Linked DNA regions of Homo sapiens: region 1 is linked to region 2. A link is a loop called in an ENCODE intact Hi-C map of the cell type or tissue named here. Cell type or tissue: endothelial cell of umbilical vein. All regions are shown on one strand. Links, peaks and the distances in the headings refer to the core of each region. The heading gives the core; the rest is flanking DNA.

Region 1 (9,493 bases), core at 928-8,927, 82 kb before region 2:
ATTTAAATCTTTTGCATTATTCACATAGAATAACAGAATCATATATTTTTTAATTGTGGTGAAATAAATATATATAACATAAATTTTGCCATTTTAACCATTTTTTAAGCATACAAATCAGTGGCATTAATTACATTGGTAGTCCTGTGCACCCATCACCACTGTTTCCAAAACTTTTTTATCACTCCAAACAGAAACTCTGTGCCCGTTAAGTAGTAACTTGCCATCACCCCCTTTTTTTAGCCCCGGTCACCTCTAACATCATGGAATCTGAAGAGGTTAACAACACTATGGTGGACATCTAAACCAATTCCTCCTATTTTTTTTTTTTCAGTTTATCCTTTATTACAGTATACCTCTTTATCACAGGAAGTGATTCGCTATTACAGTGTTCTTCATTAAACGAAAGTAAATTTTTTTAATGTATAATTGTTTTCCATTTATCCTAGCTCTTATCTCTGGAGCCACAAATATATAGATCTTTTTCTCTTTTAAGTTAACCCAAGTTCCTGAAGCCATTCTTATGGTATTTTTCTAGACTTCTTAATTTCAGAAAACAGTATTTCCTCTTTAAAATATTAGCGTTTAATAGAATATCCCAGATATTCTGTCTTATCAGTGTAAAATGTGGAAGACATATTTTTACCCCCACAATATGAAGTTATACATTCATTTTGTATGAATTAGATCCAGTGTAATTTATTTGCTTAGCAAACTGTGATTGGTCCTAGGTCATAGTGGAGTTGGAGTTCAAACTCCTCGGGATAATAACAGTAATTGTTTTTAATTCAGGTTTTACTCATTCTTTATTTCTATAGGTTTCTTTGTTTTTTAGCCTAAATATAAAACTTTACATATATTAATGTTCAATTAAATGTAATTGATTTGAGACTATTCTTCAGTTTTTGAATCCTTGTGAATCAGGATTTCAATCAGGGAAGCAGGATGACTGTGAGTGTCCTGTAATAAGGAATTTGCTATAGGATTTGGACCTGTACAATTTCAGTAGGAGCTGGGAAGTAAAAAGTCTAGAAAGGCTCAGAGAACAATTATTAACCAACCCTGGTGTGGGTTATGAGTCAGAATGTGCAGGAAGCCAGCCACATCCATGTGCTAGATTAGAACTGCAAAGGGGACAGGTGCAGAAGTCTCCGGAAGGCTGTTGGCTCTTCATGGCAACCACCTTTGAGTTTGCAGTGAAGTTTCTGATGCTGGGCCTGAGCTGACTGTTGTTCAGCAGGGCTAATAGTCATGAAGGAGAGCTTGATGCCAAGCTAGGTATAGAGAAAAGTGAGGACAGACTTAAGCAAAACAACTCCCTGGCACCTTGACATCCATTCTCTCCCAGAATAGCTGGAGCTATTATGACCTCCAGCACATAATAGCTGCTGCTTCACTCCCACTTCCCAAATCTCCCACAAATTATTCTTGTGGGCAACCGTAAAATAGGAGAGGGAATGCTCAGACACATAGTTCTAGCCTAGGTGAGTTGACCCGGTATAAAACCACCACATCAGGTTCTAGTAATAGGCTAACTCTCCCTCCCAGTTTTTTGCTAAGTGCAGCTTTAATAAGAATAGTTTCATCAGTCGGCTTGGTGGCTCACACCTATAATCTCAGCACTTTGGGCAGCTAAGTTGGGCGAATCACTTGAGGTCAGGAGTTCAAGACCATCCTGGTCAAAGTGGTGAAACTCCATCTCTACTAATTATACAAAAATTAGCTGAGCATGGTGGTGGGTGCCTGTAATTCCAGCTACTCAGGAGGCTGAGGCAGGAGAATTGCTTGAACCTGGGAGGCAGAGGCTGCAGTGAGCCAAGCCTGGGCAGCAGAGTGAGAACCTGAGAGGCAGAGGCTGCACTCCAGCCTGGGCAACAGAGTGAGACTTTTGTCTCAAAAAAAAAAAAAATAGTTTCATCCAAGTCACCGATAAGGCTGTTGAATAGAACAGTGGTAGGCCTGGAAAATAGAGACTTTGTTTTTTTTCTCTTTTATTCATTTTGGATTTCCTTTTCTTTCTTAATCTGCTTATTCTACTCTTTCTGGCTTCAAGGGCATGCTTCCTAGAAAAAAATAAACTAAATAGTATTGGAGTAGTTGTTCTGTTATGGAAGTCACTGTGCTTTTGAGTTTCAGTTTTCCTGCCTTAGCATCCCTTGTCCTAGTCTTATTGGTGGACACTGATGGAATTAACATGTTTGACTAAATTAGTCCCTAGGCTGTTTATGTTCCTTGAAATGAGTGAATAGACTAACAAACAAAACTCCTTTTTAAAACTAGGGGGAGTAAATTAATCTGACCTGAAGTCTTCAGGAGCCAGAATGGAAGTAATTCTTCAGTTATGAGTTTAAATGATCAAGTTAGGTAGAGTCTCCATTAGGAGTTCCAGCCAGTCTCCAGAAATGGCATCAGTTAACATCCAAATAGTGACATGATTAAGAATTAGAAGTCTAGGCCAGACGCGGTGGCTCATGCCTGTAATCCCAGCACTTTGGGAGGCTGAGGCAGGCGGATCACGAGGTCAGGAGATCGAGACCCTCCTGGCTAACAGGGTGAAACCCAGCCTCTACTAAAAATACAGAAATACACTGTAATAGCCAGGCGTGGTGGTGGGTGCCTGTAGTCCCAGCTACTTGGGAGGCTGAGGCAGGAGAGTGGCGTGAACCTGGGAGGCAGAGCTTGCAGTGAGCTGAGATTGCACCACTGCACTCCTGCCTGGGTGACAGAGCAAGACTCTGTCTCAAAAAAGAAAAAAAAAAAAAAGAATTAGAAGTCTATTCCAACTTTGGCTTTCTACATTGATCTGTTTTGATTTTGAGCAAGTCAAAGTTAAATTATTCAGGGCTAACTAGAGAAGGGAAGAAGGGTTGCATGGAGAGGTAATGTGTTTTGTTGTTCATTGTGCTAGGCACTAGGGGAAACAGTGGTATGTCAGCCTGGGTCCAATCAGGAGACAGAAACCAGGCAGTGATTTAAACAGAAGAAATTTATTATAAAGAACTATTAAACTATAATAAAAGAGTACCTACAAAGTGTAAAGAGGAGAGTACTCAAGGCAGCACAAATTTGGAAAGTAGACCCATTCCCAAGATGCCCTTTAGACATTAATGTAGAAGATATGATTACAGCTACTAGTGACAGAGAAATTCACCAGATTGCCTATGTCAGAGCTGGTCCCAGGTGCAGGGAAAACAGAAAGCCATCCTCCAGGGCTTGGATCAGGTGATCTGCAGCTGGTGAGTGGGCACACAGGTGGAGTTGGGGTATGGCTGTGGGTAAGAGACATAGAGTATGTGATGTCTACATCAGGAGAGCTGTGAGAAACAAACCTGGGGGGCAGGGGGAAGGCTAGCAGAGAGAGTTAGAGCATCACTGTGGATGGGAGGCCCACAACACCTAGTGTCTGCTTTAGGAGGGCTGTAGGGAGGTGATAACCAGGCGGGGCTGGTGCTGAGGTCACTGAGGGATGTGTGTTCTGGGCATGCATACCACTGGACATCCTCATATCCACACCACTGATGGGCTGTGTAGCAGTCGGACCAAGGGAAGCCCTTTCATTCTGCAGTGTTGCCCCTCCATTCTGCAGAGGAATCTTACCATCGTGCTGCTGTACAGGAGATGTGCTTAAAGGAATTCCGTCCATTACCACAGAGCTTGTATTGAAAGGTAAATTTGGAGCTGAGTAGCAATAAATTGGTACAGGTGGTTACTAGGACACAGTCCTACCCTCAAGGAATATGGTCAGATAGAACTTGACATGTGTTACTTCACTTAATCCCAGCAACCCTGAGTGGTAGAATGGTAGAATCTATCATTCTCATTCTTAAGACAGAAATTAAGCTTCAGTGATATCGGGCAACCTCCCCATGGTCACACAGCTGCTGCATGGTTAGAGAGCTGTCTGGCACTCACACTTTTGCCCATTTTGTTTTACCTCTGTGCTCAGTGCTATCCACCTTTAAAGGTGCCTCATTCATAAGCTTGCATACTCTGTTTTTGTTATAAAAATTATGTATAAAAATACAGGACAAACTACATTTTAAGGTAAATGGGGATTTTATAGAGCTATTCTGTGATATTTGGGATTTCTTGGGAAATCAGGATACCCATGTAGTATGTTTCACTTAGTTAACAATCAAGAGTTTAAATGATCAAGATGAGCAAGATTCAGGAAAGAGGAGTATGCTGAGATTCAGGAACCATATCAAACTACAAGCAAGGTAAACAAGAAATCAGTTCTTAAACTCTAGACTCAGTAATGAAATGACAGAATGTTAAAGACAAAGATTTTAAAACCAGCTGAAGGGGAAAAATATATTGCCTACAAAGAAATAATTTTTTGATGGCAAAAAATGTAAGGCAGAAGACAGTGAATTATCTTTAAGAATATGCTAAGTTAAGTGCTTATCAAGTGCTGAAGCTTAGAAAGTACTCCTTAAATACCTTTTTATTATGGAAGTAAGGTAGAAGAAATCCTGGGCAGCTTTTGTAAAGACTTGGAAATAAACAAAAAGGGCATCCATCCTTACAGGAGAATGAGTAGTTCAGAGTACAGACAGAAGAAAGACTTGCATTTATCAGGTGACTTCTGCAGAGCAGTTTCAGTAGGGAGTTGGGGACAGCCGTTTAGTTACTTGGTAGTGAAAGAAAGGAGAGCCATGTTATGATGAATTACAACTTAATAGTGAGATCAAATAAATATGTATTTAAAAAGAGGAGCTAGTAATGCCTTTATAAAGGGAAGATGAAAAGGTCCTATGGGGATAAAGATGGAAGGTTTTTAAAGTATGTGTAATTTTAAGCATTATTATTTTTTCAAAATGTGCTTATATACAATCCTGACCTGGGATATGTAAGTGGAATCATAATTATGAGATAAGGGAAATGCTGTAATATTTAGTCACTGTATTGTTTTGTGGAGCCAAAAAGCACTCTCAGGATTTAAGGATATCTTTAAGATACCTCTCCAAAGTCCATGCTGTCCCTCCAAAATCAGAGACCTCCCAGACAGAGATGACTCTATATCTTCCCTTCTTCCACATCTTCACATGCCCCACGCTCCAACTCAAATCCCGGAATGCATTCCCTTTTCTCCATTCCCGTTAGACTCTGGAAGGGGTCAAAGGCACAAAGGGTCATAAAAAAAATCAGGGAATGAGGTATACCCCGTTCTTTGCTTATGATATATACATGTCTCTTTTGCTCTCTGTGTGGTTTATAAGTGATGGGGTGACATCTGCACCTTCTGTACTGTTTCTGTAAGGTTGAGTGTTTTCTCTTCCTTCAGCCTCGCATTGCCTAAGGTTTTTGAGCAGCCTTTGCTAAACTGAGGAAACTGATCATCAGGGATGTGGAGGCAGCACAGCCTATAGATCTCTTTCTAACTTCTCATATCATTTCTGGGCCAGCCCATCTGGCGGATATGAGTGTCCATCACTCTAGTCATGAGTCATGTTTCATGTAGAGTTGATGTTTTTATTTCCTCCGGCTTCAAAACCTTTCATTGATAGTTCCTTTTCATACATATGCATGAGTAGGAATTACCCAATTTTACGCATGGAGAATCTTATGAACTAAGAAGGGGAAGGAAATACCATTCATGCTGCCTAGCTTCTGTTAGTTCCCAGGGCTACTTAGCAATCCCTTATTCATCCTGGTAGATGATAATACCCATCATAATGCCCTTCTTACCTTCTACCTGTCAACCCTGTATACCCTCACTTTCCATAGGTGACCCCCACACCTCTCTGAGATTCCTCAGCTGTCCTCTCCTCCCTTAGAATATCTTAGTGTCACTGCCAACTGTCTCTCTGTTCGCTGACTCTCTCTCTCTCTTCTGGACCCATCTTCGCTTGTTTCTTCAGCATCTTGAGCTGTGAACTATGCTCTGTCTCTCTGTCTTCCTGGATACCCTCTTTCTCCCTACAAATATGTTCAGCTCTCTCCTTTCCTTTTTTTAACCCTGCTAACACCACCCAAGAGCCCATCTTCTGTTAACCCTCCCTTTCTTCCAAAGCCCTGGGTATGTCTTTGTCAGGGCCACCATCCTGCAGGTCCTCATGGCCTGGCCTTGCTTTCCACCACTTACTTCACAGAAATGGCTCCCTCCACATTTACCCTTGCATTCCCCACACCTCCAAACACACCAGCACATTCCTCTGTTCTTCTGTGTTGCCCTGCAGTATCATCTACCACTTCTCATTTCTCCTATTTCTGTTTTTTGCCTCCTTCTCTTTTGTTTGCTTTCAACCCTACATAGTTATATGTATTCTTTATCTTTCCTGAAGGGAAAGTTCTGGGTTGTAGTGTTTATCCCTCCTTATAGGGTGCAAAAAGTCCCTTGTGCTTAGTGAGTCTCAGTTAATACCTACAATGGATGATGAGTCTCCAGCAAGGGATTAATGACTTATAAATCATTGGAGGCATGGTGGCTCCAAGTTATATGTACATATTAGCACATGTGTCCAAGACCTTTCTTTTTCTCTCTCCTTCTTTCTTTCACCCTTTGTTTTCTTTTTTTTTTTTAATTATACTTTAAGTTTTAGGGTACATGTGCACATTGTGCAGGTTAGTTACATATGTATACATATGCCATGCTGGTGCGCTGCACCCACTAACTCGTCATCTAGCATTAGGTATATCTCCCGATGCTATCCCTCCCCCCTCCCCCCACCCCACAACAGTCACCAGAGTGTAATATTCCCCTTCCTGTGTCCATGTGATCTCATTGTTCAATTCCCACCTATGAGTGAGAATATGCGGTGTTTGGTTTTTTGTTCTTGCGATAGTTTACTGAGAATGATGATTTCCAATTTCATCCATGTCCCTACAAAGGACATGAACTCATCATTTTTTATGGCTGCATAGTATTCCATGGTGTATATGTGCCACATTTTCTTAATCCAGTCTATCATTGTTGGACATTTGGGTTGGTTCCAAGTCTTTGCTATTGTGAATAATGCCGCAATAAACATACGTGTGCATGTGTCTTTATAGCAGCATGATTTATAGTCCTTTGGGTATATACCCAGCAATGGGATGGCTGGGTCAAATGGTATTTCCAGTTCTAGATCCCTGAGGAATCGCCACACTGATTTCCACAATGGTTGAACTAGTTTACAGTCCCACCAACAGTGTAAAAGTGTTCCTATTTCTCCACATCCTCTCCAGCACCTGTTGTTTCCTGACTTTTTAATGATTGCCATTCTAACTGGTGTGAGATGGTATCTCATTGTGGTTTTGATTTGCATTTCTCTGATAGCCAGTGATGATGAGCATTTTTTCATGTGTTTTTTGGCTGCATAAATGTCTTCTTTTGAGAAGTGTCTGTTCATGTCCTTCGCCCACTTTTTGATGGGGTTGTTTGTTTTTTTCTTGTAAATTTGTTTGAGTTCTTTGTAGATTCTGGATATTAGCCCTTTGTCAGATGAGTAGGTTGTGAAAATTTTCTCCCATTTTGTAGGTTGCCTGTTCACTCTGATGGTAGTTTCTTTTGCTGTGCAGAAGCTCTTTAGTTTAATTAGATCCCATTTGTCAATTTTGGCTTTTGTTGCCATTGCTTTTGGTGTTTTAGACATGAAGTCCTTGCCCATGCCTATGTCCTGAATGGTAATGCCTAGGTTTTCTTCTAGGGTTTTTATGGTTTTAGGTCTAACGTTTAAGATAAAATACTGGCAAAACGAATCCAGCAGCACGTCAAAAAGCTTATCCACCATGATCAAGTGGGCTTCATCCCTGGGATGCAAGGCTGGTTCAATATATGCAAATCAATAAATGTAATCCAGCATATAAACAGAGCCAAAGACAAAAACCACATGATTATCTCAATAGATGCAGAAAAAGCCTTTGACAAAATTCAACAACCCTTCATGCTAAAAACTCTCAACAAATTAGGTATTGATGGGACGTATTTCAAAATAATGAGAGCTATCTATGACAAACCCACAGCCAATATCATACTGAATGGGCAAAAACTGGAAGCATTCCCTTTGAAAACTGGCACAAGACAGGGATGCCCTCTCTCACCACTCCTATTCACCCTTTCTTTTCAAAAGTCATTTCATGCCTCTATGTAGAAAGCGCTTGGAATGCAAAGACAAACAGGGTGTCTCCCATGCCCTCAAGGATCTCACTGTGACTTCTATTAAACTTTCCATGATAGTTTTTAGATAAATATTCAGGGGAAGGTGAGGCATAAGTTTTAAAATGACCAAATAATACATAACTGTTACTAAAAATAAAGTAGTGAAGAGTTTTATAAAGGAAAGTGTCCGTTTTCTTTCTTCAACACCTATTCCTCCTAGTACTGCTCCATATGCAAATATATTGACACTCGGATATTCTTTCAAACTCTAATATTCTACATTTAGTTCTAAATTATCCTGTTTTTCTCTCAGTAATATATCAAGAGCTGCCTCCCACATCTATACTTGCAGTCTTCCCATGATGGCTTTGGCTCTGAGAGTTCCAAAGTGAAAGTGATATTTTAGGAAAACCAGTCTGGCTTGGAATGCAACTCATCCCAAATGGAAAGAAACTCCTGTCAGTGAGATGGACTGAAGAGAGATTGCTTGGGGATCTGAGTGTAATGGGGAGAGTATCTGGGTCTGGCCAAACTGGGTGACAGCAGTAGAAATGCATAGAAAGCAGTCAGCCTGTGGGCTGTTTTAAGCATGGACCATTCAGACTAGTGGTGTCTGAATATAGAGTAAATGAGGGAGGGAAAGGAGGCCCCAGTGATCTCAGGTTGAAGCTTCAGTGCTTTTACCTTTGTCCTTTCTGAGGGCTTTCTGCCTCTGCTGGCCTCCCGCTTGATTTTAAATTCAGTCATCCTGAAACATGGAAATTTGTGTCATGGTAACTCTTAGCATGAACTCCATGAGGGTGGGGACCATGCATGTTTTACTGTTGCATCCCAAGTGCCTAGAAGGATTCTTAGTGTATAGTAGGTGCTCAATAAATACATACTTCACGACAAAGCTGGGGCAGCCTTGATTTGCTTGTTTGCTGCACTAAAATATTCATCTCAAAAAGGCTACTAAGCTGATTTATCCTTTTGGTGGCCTTGTCTTCTACCCTTGCATAACCCTTTTGTATCTAAAACTGGGAAGGGTTATCACAGCCCCCAGGGCAGGGAGCTCATGAGAGAGCCCATAGACCTGCACAGCAGGAAACTGAAAATAGCTACCAAAGCAATCAAAATTAAACCTCTGGATCCGCCTCTCTGGGCCTGGCCCTAGAGGGCATCTTTTACACTAATGATGGAAAATTAAATTAGGCCACCTTTAGAAAACTTCACAAAATTAAATACTGTTTGCCAGGGAGGGAATTACCCTATGGAGAAAGTAACAGGGGAGCAGGGAAACAGGCTGGTCACAGTTCTACAACAAAATGATTGGCTGGTGTCAAATTTCCTTACTCTGTGCTTCATTTTATTCTTCTTAAATGTGTAAAGGGAATCAATTTAGAATTTGTGCAAAACATTGAAGAATCT
Region 2 (9,493 bases), core at 632-8,631:
GGCTGGCTGTGAGGGGGTACCTCTGCCAACCCGACCTATCACTGTTTCAGGATGTGCCATCATGATGTGCACAGGCACGACCCTCCTTGGGAGGAAGTGGGGATAAGCGGACATGGCCTTTGGATCATCCTCTAGGACACTCATTCTTTACCTGGGTCCAAAGCCCTCTTCCACCAAGAAAGGGATGAAGCTTCACATTCATGTATGCACGTTCTTCCATAGAGGAACCAGAGCTTCTATCAGCCTCTCAAAGAGAGTCATCAATATATGTCAGTGATTTGGACTTAGGTACTTCCTGGGAGATTGCCCCCAAGGGCCCCCCATGGACAGGGACATTCTTATTGCTCACCTGCGGAGAGAAGGTGGCTCAGAGAAGAGCTGGCCTGGAGTCCCTTTGCCCCTTTGCTGCCCCTGGGCCAGTGTCAGATCCAAGGATCCAGAGGACCCACACAGCTGAGAATTGGCCAGGCCTTTATCCTCCTTAAAAGGAAGGAAATGGGGGAAAAACAGGAAAGGAAAGGGGCGTTCAGTCTGTTCACAGAAGCCACGCACATTTCCAAAGGGAAACATGGGGCCTTTCTGCGCAGCCCTCTCACGTGCAGATGTGACTATGCCTGGGGTTGGATTCCACAGTTCCGCATGCAGGGGCTCCCTGGCTCCATGTCAGAGGCGTCTCAGGCTTGAGGCTAAGTCCCTAACGTTTTCTGCATTTTTTTCCACTCCCACACTTTGTTTCTCAGCAGAGGGGCAAGAAAAGAACAGCTGTGATCTCAAAGGTTGCTCGCTGTCTCTGCAGTGGGCTGCGGCGTTATCGTCCAGGGAAAGCAGGAAAAACACAAAAACCAATCCTCCATGTTTTGGGAAAAGGCATTGAAAATGCTTACGATAGCAACTTTTTTCTTTATAAGTATGCTGCGGTGACTCCAGACAACCTCTCCCATTGAATGGCTTCGGTATCTTGCTGCAGTCGTTCAGGTGTGAAACGTGCTTTTAACATGCCTTTCCCGCTATTATGTGAAGTCGTTATTTTTGTCTAAGATCAAGTATAAACAGTTCTAGTGTAAAAAAATTTTTAAGGGAATTTTAAGTGTGAAAACGGAAGTGCAGATGTCATGTTTTTTAATGCTGTGCTCTACGCTGAGTCACTGTTCTAGAATCTGGGGGACAAAGATGCATTTATTCAGACAATATATCCAAGCCCCTTCCTGCCATGCACTAAGTGCTATCTAGGGGACTGTGGTGACGTTGGTGGAAAAGTGACACGCGGTCCTCTTTCTCCATTCTGAATGGATGGGAGTGCCATCATACCTGCCCTCCCGGGCGCTATGCTAACAGGGTATGTGATCAGGATGTGAAATGCAGTGGAAGCACCAAAGTGGGGCTCAGGGTGAGGCAGTTAATTTCAGCCGAGAGAGTGCTCATTTCCTCTGGACTAAATCTGCCATTAGTAGTTGCTGAAGGAAACACACTCAGGGGCCATCAGGAGACCCACCTCATTCCTTAGGTCTGTGCCTATGCTGGCAGGGACCCCAGTTGGTATTCAGAATTTTTATGAAATTAGCCGACCCGGAAATGTACTCAGATGCTACCCTAATCTCAGAAAATTCCTGCTGGGTCAGTTTAATCTGCTCTCACATTTCACAATGCCTTTGAGGTCAGTGAATCCTGGGAGTGTTCTAGAACTCTCTGTGCTTGGACTCCCTGTCCTCCTCTCTCTGCTGCCCTCCCCACACTGCGGAGTTTCCCAGGCCAATCTAGCTGTGGTGGCAAACTCAGTGATGGTTTGTCTGAGACTTTGGCCCTCAGAGTGCCCCGGGCTTCAGTCGCTCAGTTCGCCGCCCTGCTTTGGGACATTCAGCCTGGAGCCTCCCACTGTGGCCTCTCTGTTAGTGGGAACAAGTAATTAAGTCCATATAGCCCTTGTAGAGAGACTCCTACCTCCCCCTTGGAAAGCTTCACCAGTGCAGATGGCATTTAATACCTTTCGTCTCTCCCAAGGAAATCTACTCTGGAAGCTTTAAGTTGTCCAGTGAAAGCATCTTCAAGTACATCTCCCCTCCAGGACGCCCCCTCCCTGCTACTGTTTGCACTGGGGGCACAGGAGGAAAGCCCAGAGTCCCCACCACTGACTTCCTCCTAATGAGAAAATTCCTCCACTTTCTGTATCTAGGGACCAGCTCTCCTGAGACACAAATCCTCTTTGTGTCCAGCTTATCTCCAGCTGCTGCCATGATAAATAGTCCAGCCCAAGGGAGCCTGGGGAAGCTACCCCACAAAACGAATCACTTGGCTATTAACAACACAGACGAGGAAGCAAGCTTGAGGAAATATTTAAGGACCACCTCAGACTCCAGACTGTATTCTCCTTCGTGCAAGTTGCCTGAGGAGTCTGTTGGTTATATAGAGCAGGGAACATTGCCAGTGTGTTCTTTGGAATTGACCAAAACAAAACAAAAAAACCCAAACAAAAAGCAACCTTCCGACAAACCGCAACATTTTTTTTTTACTGTTTAACCAGCCAGCTGTTTCCAGTGCCATCTGCTTAGCTACCTATTTCCTGAATCATCGCTCCATGTCTGCCGCCACCTGCTTTCTAGGCTTGCGTTTATTGGGAAATTCTTGTTGGCTTGGTCTGATGTTCAAGCACATCCCAGTGTTCAGCCCACTTCGGGGGCTCACTCACAGCAACTTAGAACAATTCCCTGTGGTTGTCACAGGAGTGCTTTGGGTTGGTCCAGGCCTTCATGGGGCAAGCCAAAGGGGCAGGAGAAAAGTGAACTGTCTGCCCTGGGAACGGTTTGCAGCTTCAGCAAGATGCATGCCCCCCACTTTATCCTGAGCCTGCAATGGATGGATCCCCCTTGCTGGATAGGAAAGCTCAAGACAAGCGGGGACTGCCCCTGTTGTTTTGCCTTCCCATAATCTCCTGGTACTTGGTAAATTCTGTTGCAGCCAGCCTCCCTTGTTCAGCTTAAATCCTGGGTCCTATGTGTCAGGAAGTCTTTGCAGCTGACCTGGCAAGTAGTCTTTAGACCTGGCCAATGTGTGACATTTCTAGGAACTGGGCCTCCCGGAGAGGCTGTGTAAGCCATCTAGGAAGCGATTTCACGTGTAAGAAAGCTAGAGGGGGAGGTGGGGGTGGCAGTCTTGTCCATGCCTCTCCCTACCCCACCCCCTTAATCATCAGTCATCGACTGTGTAGGTGGCACATGCTGTGACCTGGCCAGGAGGCTTGCTAAGACGCATGTGGGGGAGGTGTCAGGTGGGTTCTCCGCACTCTGGATTATTTGTGGCCGGCCTGCCTGCCTAGCTGGCGGCGACTGCCACTGCTGCCTCTGTGCTGTACTTCCCTCAGAGCCCCAGCCTGCTCCGAATTGCTTCCATGCCTGTGTTTAAGATGGTCCATCTGCCCGGGTCACGTTTCTACCTTCCCGTCCCTTTCCTCTGACTTCACTAGGCTATGTTAATTCATCTTTCACATTTCCACTCAGGCATCCCTTCCTCCAGGTGGCTTCCCGGACACCACCCCACCCCTTCTCTGCGTTCCCGTAGCATCCTATGTGTTCCTCCATCACGGTACTCTCCATGTGTCATAGAAAGTCGCTTCATCCTCATGCTTCTCTCCCCCAGGTCTCTGAGCTCAGGGGCAGGGACCATGCCATCTTCATCCCTGACTCCTCGGTTCCCAGCACAGTGTCTGGCATATTGCAGGAGCTCGATAAAGATGCACTTTGAATGGAACTAAACTCAGGAAACCTGCAGTTGAATTTGTGTGGAACAGACTAGACAGGCTCTGGGGTAGACCAGCAGGACTCTTTCAGCCCCTCTTCCTCAGGATCTCTATCCGCAGGCAGCCTCTGTACATGATCATCAACTCCACAGAGAAGGATTGAGGGTGGCCATTTTCGAAGTGGAAAGTGATTAATGGGCCAATGTGAAGCTCATTTATCTGCAGCCGGAGCCTTCATTAACTCTGTTCCTTGGACAGATGCCACCTTGCCACGGAGCTGGTAGAAGCAAGCACTTATATCCAGCATAATGCAAGAAGGGCTGTGCTTCAGTGCCAGGCACCTGCCTACCTCTGGGAGCTGCCTACAGGGCTCTGAGTTCCAATTCTTAACATTCTACTTCACTGTGTTAGGCTTGACTGTTAATTGGTGCTTTATCATTCTCTGAAGCTTCTATATACTCCAGGAATTGTGTTAATCAATTTATACACATGGTCTCATTTGTTTTTCTCATAGCCCTCCAAGGGAGGTCTTACTAAGCCCATTTTCCAGATACGGATGTTATTCTATTGTGCTTAAAGAGATTCACACACACGATCTCATGAATCCTATCTTGTGAGGGAGGTATTTCAGCCCCATGTTAGGAAGAGGTAAACTGAGACTGAGATGATGTCTAAGCCAATTCCCTGGGTCTTACAACTGAGAGGCAGAACTCTCTGGGAAGACCTAAGTCTTCAGGCCTGAGGAACAGCCACCCTCCCCTACTTCTCTATCTCCATCGCGCCAGTCTGATAAATAATTCCAGGAAACGTTCATGGCTCAGAAACATCTTTTTGAGTTAGATCTTCTCCAAGGAGTAATACAGTTTCATTAAACACTGCATATTCACATGGGATGGGAATTTAAAGACCCATTCCACAGTCCCCTCATTTTACAAAAGAGGAAACAACAAAGACTGCATTGTTAACATGTTAACCTGGGCTGGCGTCATCTCAGTGAAGCTCCACAGTAACTTTATGTGGTAAGTCATTATCCTCATTTTCTAGATGAAGCTGACCAGAGGCTTAGGGAGTCTTAGCAATTTGCCCATAGTCACTCTACCAGTAAGTGACAGAGCTAACAATAGTACCTCCTGAAAACATTCGTTCTTAAGGGTGTCGGTAAGAGCCTTCTCTGAATTGCAAGAATTTCGCCCTGCAGTAGGAGTGGCAAGAGCACCTATTACATCTCACATTGCAAACTCAGGGAAGCCTGGCTTAGAAACTAATCCTGTTATCGACACTGGAGATTAAGCATTCAATGGGGAAGTGAGTACTGTTTGGAGAATACTTGCTAAAGAAATATTTCAGGTCTAATAGCTACCATGGTACTCAGCAGGGCTTTACAAAAAAAGAGAGAGAGAAAGAAAAGGAAGGAAGGAAGGAAGGAAGGAAGGAAGGAAGGAAGGAAGGAAGGAAGGAAGGAAGGAAAGAAAGGAAAATAAAACCCTCAAGCAGTACTAGTTTTCTTGATGGCTGTCTGGCCTCTTGTGGCTGGCATCAGGTATTGCAGTTTCTGGTAACTGAAAGGAAGACTTCCATGACAAAACTAATAGTAATTTATGAGATAAATATTGTCTCCATTTTAGAGAGGCTTGTATCTTTCCTAAGATCACTTAACAAATATCATTTCAAGGGCAAAATAAAAGAGAGGACAGTTCTTAATTAGAAATTCCAGTAGGAGGGAAAAAATAGAAGAAATCTTTGAAAAATGAATGAGAATTCTCATTCATTCATTCATTCATTCATTCTATTCATTTAAATAGTAATAAAAGTAAAGAAAGATTAAAATCCCAAGAGCAAAATGGCCTATAAGGTTTCATATTTGATAGAGAAGAAAAAACTCACTATTAGACACATCACAGTGAAATTTAAGATCATGAAGACAGGCCATTTTTCAACTTTCCACGAAAAAGTTCAGCAGTGAAGGAGGATCAGATTGACATTAGACATCTCAGTAAGAAACCTACACATAAAGTGCTAGCAACTTAATATGTTTTATATCACTGAAGGAAAATAACTTTAAACCTACAATTCTATATTTAGCTCAACTATCATTTAAATTAATCTAAAATTAAAAAGACCGCAAAAGGTTTACCACTCAAAGACCATCTTTGATGAGAACACTTAAAATCTGCTCTCATAGCAATTTTCAAATATGCAAAATACTTTTGCAGAAAATATTCTGCCAAGAAGAGAAACTCAGGAGAGTGCTATGTGTTTTTTAAATTTACAAGAAGGATGACTAATTGACTCAGTAAAGTATACTGTTATTTAAATGATAAAGGACCCAAAAGAGTAAATAACAATTAAAATTTTAGATAATTTCAGAAAATCTGATGGGATTGGTGATGGTGACAGAAGAGAAATGAGAGCATGTTAAATTATAACAATTGATATATTTACAATGTTATAGAGAAAAATAAAAATACAGGGCCTAATAAGTTATGGGTAAACACTAAATTTTTTTAATAGAGCTTTCAAATTAACAGAGATAAATTTGATCTATTCAATGGAAAGCAGAAAAGGAGAAAAAAAGGAAAAAATGTATAGCAAATGGAAAGAATGTATAAGATGGCGGTATAAATTCCAATAGAACAAATTATAATAAACATGTGTTTTGAACTCACCAAACAAAAGGAGAGAATCTTAAATTGGAAAAAAAAAAAAGATCCAGCAATATTGTGTCCACAGAAGACAGAGATAAAAGGTGTAAAAACTTGAAAATGAAAGGACAGAAAATTACATACTAGGAAAGTATGAATAAAAGTTGAGATAGCAATTTTAATATGATGTAAAATATAAATAAAGGCAAAACTAATGAGAGACAAGGAGGAATACTTTATAAAATAAAGGAAATGAAGATGATAAAATAGTAATAAAAATATATACACATAAAAATATTAAAAAACAGTTAAAATAAAAATGGTAAAATAACAAAAACTAGTTAATATACTAACTATTATAATCAGAAAGTTAAATACTATTATATATAGAATTAAAAGATTTATCTTTCTCTGACGCTGATAGATCAAATAGATAAAATATGCAAATCTATGAAAATATTTGTTTTATATAATCTATAATCTTGAATACATTTGGGGAAGAGGTAAAGAGAACAAGCTTTAAAATGAATAGAAAGAGTAATTCAAACAAATGAAATATTCACAGAATGTTCACATATACCAGGTCAGCAAGGAAGCCTCAGAAATTGAAGTCAGGCTGTTATCCAACCTTAACGTGATATAGTTTGAAATCTATACTAAAATAACTAAAAATGTATGTTTGAAAACAATTATGAACTACTAAATAGTTTTTGGATTAAAGAAGATACTTTTACAAGAATTAAAAATACTTTGACCTAAACTGCAATAACCACTATTTGTGTTAAAATTTATGGGATACAGCTAAAATAGTACTTTGAGCTAAATTCATAACTATAAATATATTTATTAGAAAATAATAAGTATTGAAAACAAGTCAGATAAGCCCCCCTAAAATGAGGCTGGAAATCAAATAAATAGAGAATAACAATTTAAAAGCAGTAACAAAAAAGATGAACAAAACCAAAAGCTGGCTTTGAAAAGACTAATAAGATAGATAAAATCAATAAATATAAAAGAGTAAGATCCAAATAGACACAGTGTGAGAAAGGAGATGTTGCTACAGTCACAAGAAAGCATTAAAATAATGCAAGAATATTACAAACTATCTGCCAATAATTGTGAAAACAGACAAAATTGACACATTTCTAGAAAAACAAAAAAAGACAAAATTGGCAAAATATTTTAACAAATCAAAAAGTATTAATATTTAAATAGTAATTGAAGATGCCCCCCCACTCCACCCCACCCCACCCCACCAGAGTCTCAAACTCAGTTTTATAAGAAAGTACTGTACTAAAAAATGTCAAGGAACAGATAAGTTTATTTTTATTTATTTATTTACTATATATATATTTTTTGAGATAGGGTCTCACTCTGTCACCCAGGCTGGAGTGCCCTGACATGATCTTGGCTCACTGCAACCTCCACCTCCCGGGTTCAAGCGATTCTCCCACCTCATCCTCCTAAGTAGCTGGGATTATAGGCGTGTGCCACCACACCTGGCTACATTTTTGTATTTTTGTAGAGACAGGGTTTCACCATGTTGGCCAGGCTGATCTTGAGCTCCTGACCTCAAGTGATCCCCCCACCTCGGCCTCCCAAAGTGCTGGGATTACAGGTGTGAGCCACCACACCCAGCCCAGAACAAATAATCTTTACCTGAAGAGTTGTTGCAGAAAATGGTAAAAGGAAAAAGACTTTTCTTCGCTTTATATGAACAGTGTAACCATGATTCAGTAAATTATAGTCCTATTTGGTTTATGAGTTTTAATGCAAAAATCTTAAATGAAATATTAACTTACCAAATTCCACAGTTTATGAAAAATAATAAAATATTATCAAGTGAAGCAATGCAAGGATGAAATGATATCAACAATTTTATTAAGGTAACTTACCTTTATAATGGAGTGAAGACAAAAGGAATGTGACTATCTCAATAGATTAGAGATAGAAAAAAATCACAATAAATGTCAAAATATTTCTAGTAAAAATTATAAAATAGCCTTTAACAAGGCTACAACAAACATAATGTTTAAATAAAGAAAATTTCTAAGCATTCCCTGTAATACTGGGAACAGTGTAAGAATACTCACTATCATGACTATGAACTGTTTAATGTATACAGGAGGCCCTAACCAATGGGTAAACATAAAAAATAAATGAGCATAGGTATTGCAAGGAAAGAGAAAATAAAATGTTATTATTTATAGCTGACAAAATCATTTACATAGAAAACACAATAGAATCAACAGGTAAACTAGTAGATCTAATGAGAGGGTTAACATTTCACCAACACCATATCCTATTAGAAATGTAATAAAACATAAGATATCATTTACAGCAACTAGAAATAGGAATTAATCTAACAGAATATACAAGACTTCAGTTGGGAAAATTTATGACTCCATGAAAGGGCAAAAAAGATGACCCAAGAACATGGATGTGGCATGTTTATGCATGGGAAAACATCACAAGAACGTCAGTTCTCTCCTATTTACAAATTTGTTGCAAGTTCATTAAAAATTCCAAAAAGAGGTTTTAAGCAATTTCACGTATTTATTATAAAATGTATATAGAAGAATCAAGGTCCATGAATACCTAAGCCAGTTTTGAAAAGTAAAAGAGGACATTTGTCCTACCTACCAGACCCAGGGAATAGTAGCCATAAATTGCTGTGACCCCAAATCTCACAATGCTCCACACTTTGGGGCTCCAGCCACAGTGTCTGTTCATCTGTTCATATTACCTCTAAGTCGAGAGCTCCTCTCTTTTAAAACTCTGAAGATAAGTCCAGTGGGGTGAAATACATTACTACAATTTGATGATAGGTAAGAGAAAGGGCATAGAATTTGGTATATTTCAAACTGACCAGGTCCTAATTCACATTTTGAACTAGCAGAAAAATTCAGCAAATCAATTTCAGTAAACCTTAAAAACCAATTCAACAAACCTCCCTCAGCAATGTGCTTCCAGTCAGTTTCTATGAACTAGGCACAGCTCTGGGCAGCACAAATTTCTACACACTGTGGAAGATACAAGGGAGACCCAACCGTGCTTTGATGGCACTTAGAACCTAGTTGGGAACAGAAATCACACATAGAATATTTTAGAAATCTCCACA

Evidence for each region. Peaks named below come from ENCODE experiments on the same cell type or tissue, not always from the same donor. Only the 100,000 strongest peaks of a DNase experiment are listed, where the experiment ranks them.
Region 1: it touches region 2 in a loop (2.8-fold over the local background); 2 of 110 quality-filtered maps call a loop at or near these places.

The regions. Positions count from the first base shown.
Region 1 is chr1:162,305,069-162,314,561 of GRCh38, forward strand. All of the region lies in intron 4 of NOS1AP (nitric oxide synthase 1 adaptor protein), which reads left to right. Among named protein-coding and RNA genes, the nearest start is that of MIR556, 33 kb to the right of the region's middle. In endothelial cell of umbilical vein, for the core only: no CTCF peak of the experiment used is centred there; DNase peaks (open chromatin) are centred at 1,123 and 5,463; H3K27ac peaks cover 1,386 bases.
Region 2 is chr1:162,387,037-162,396,529 of GRCh38, forward strand. It overlaps SH2D1B (SH2 domain containing 1B), which reads right to left. Exons shown (of 4, transcript NM_053282.5): 4 at 8,232-9,493. Among named protein-coding and RNA genes, the nearest start is that of C1orf226, 10 kb to the left of the region's middle. RefSeq lists a silencer at 4,863-5,157. In endothelial cell of umbilical vein, for the core only: a CTCF peak has its summit at 5,272 (motif pointing left); no DNase peak of the experiment used is centred there.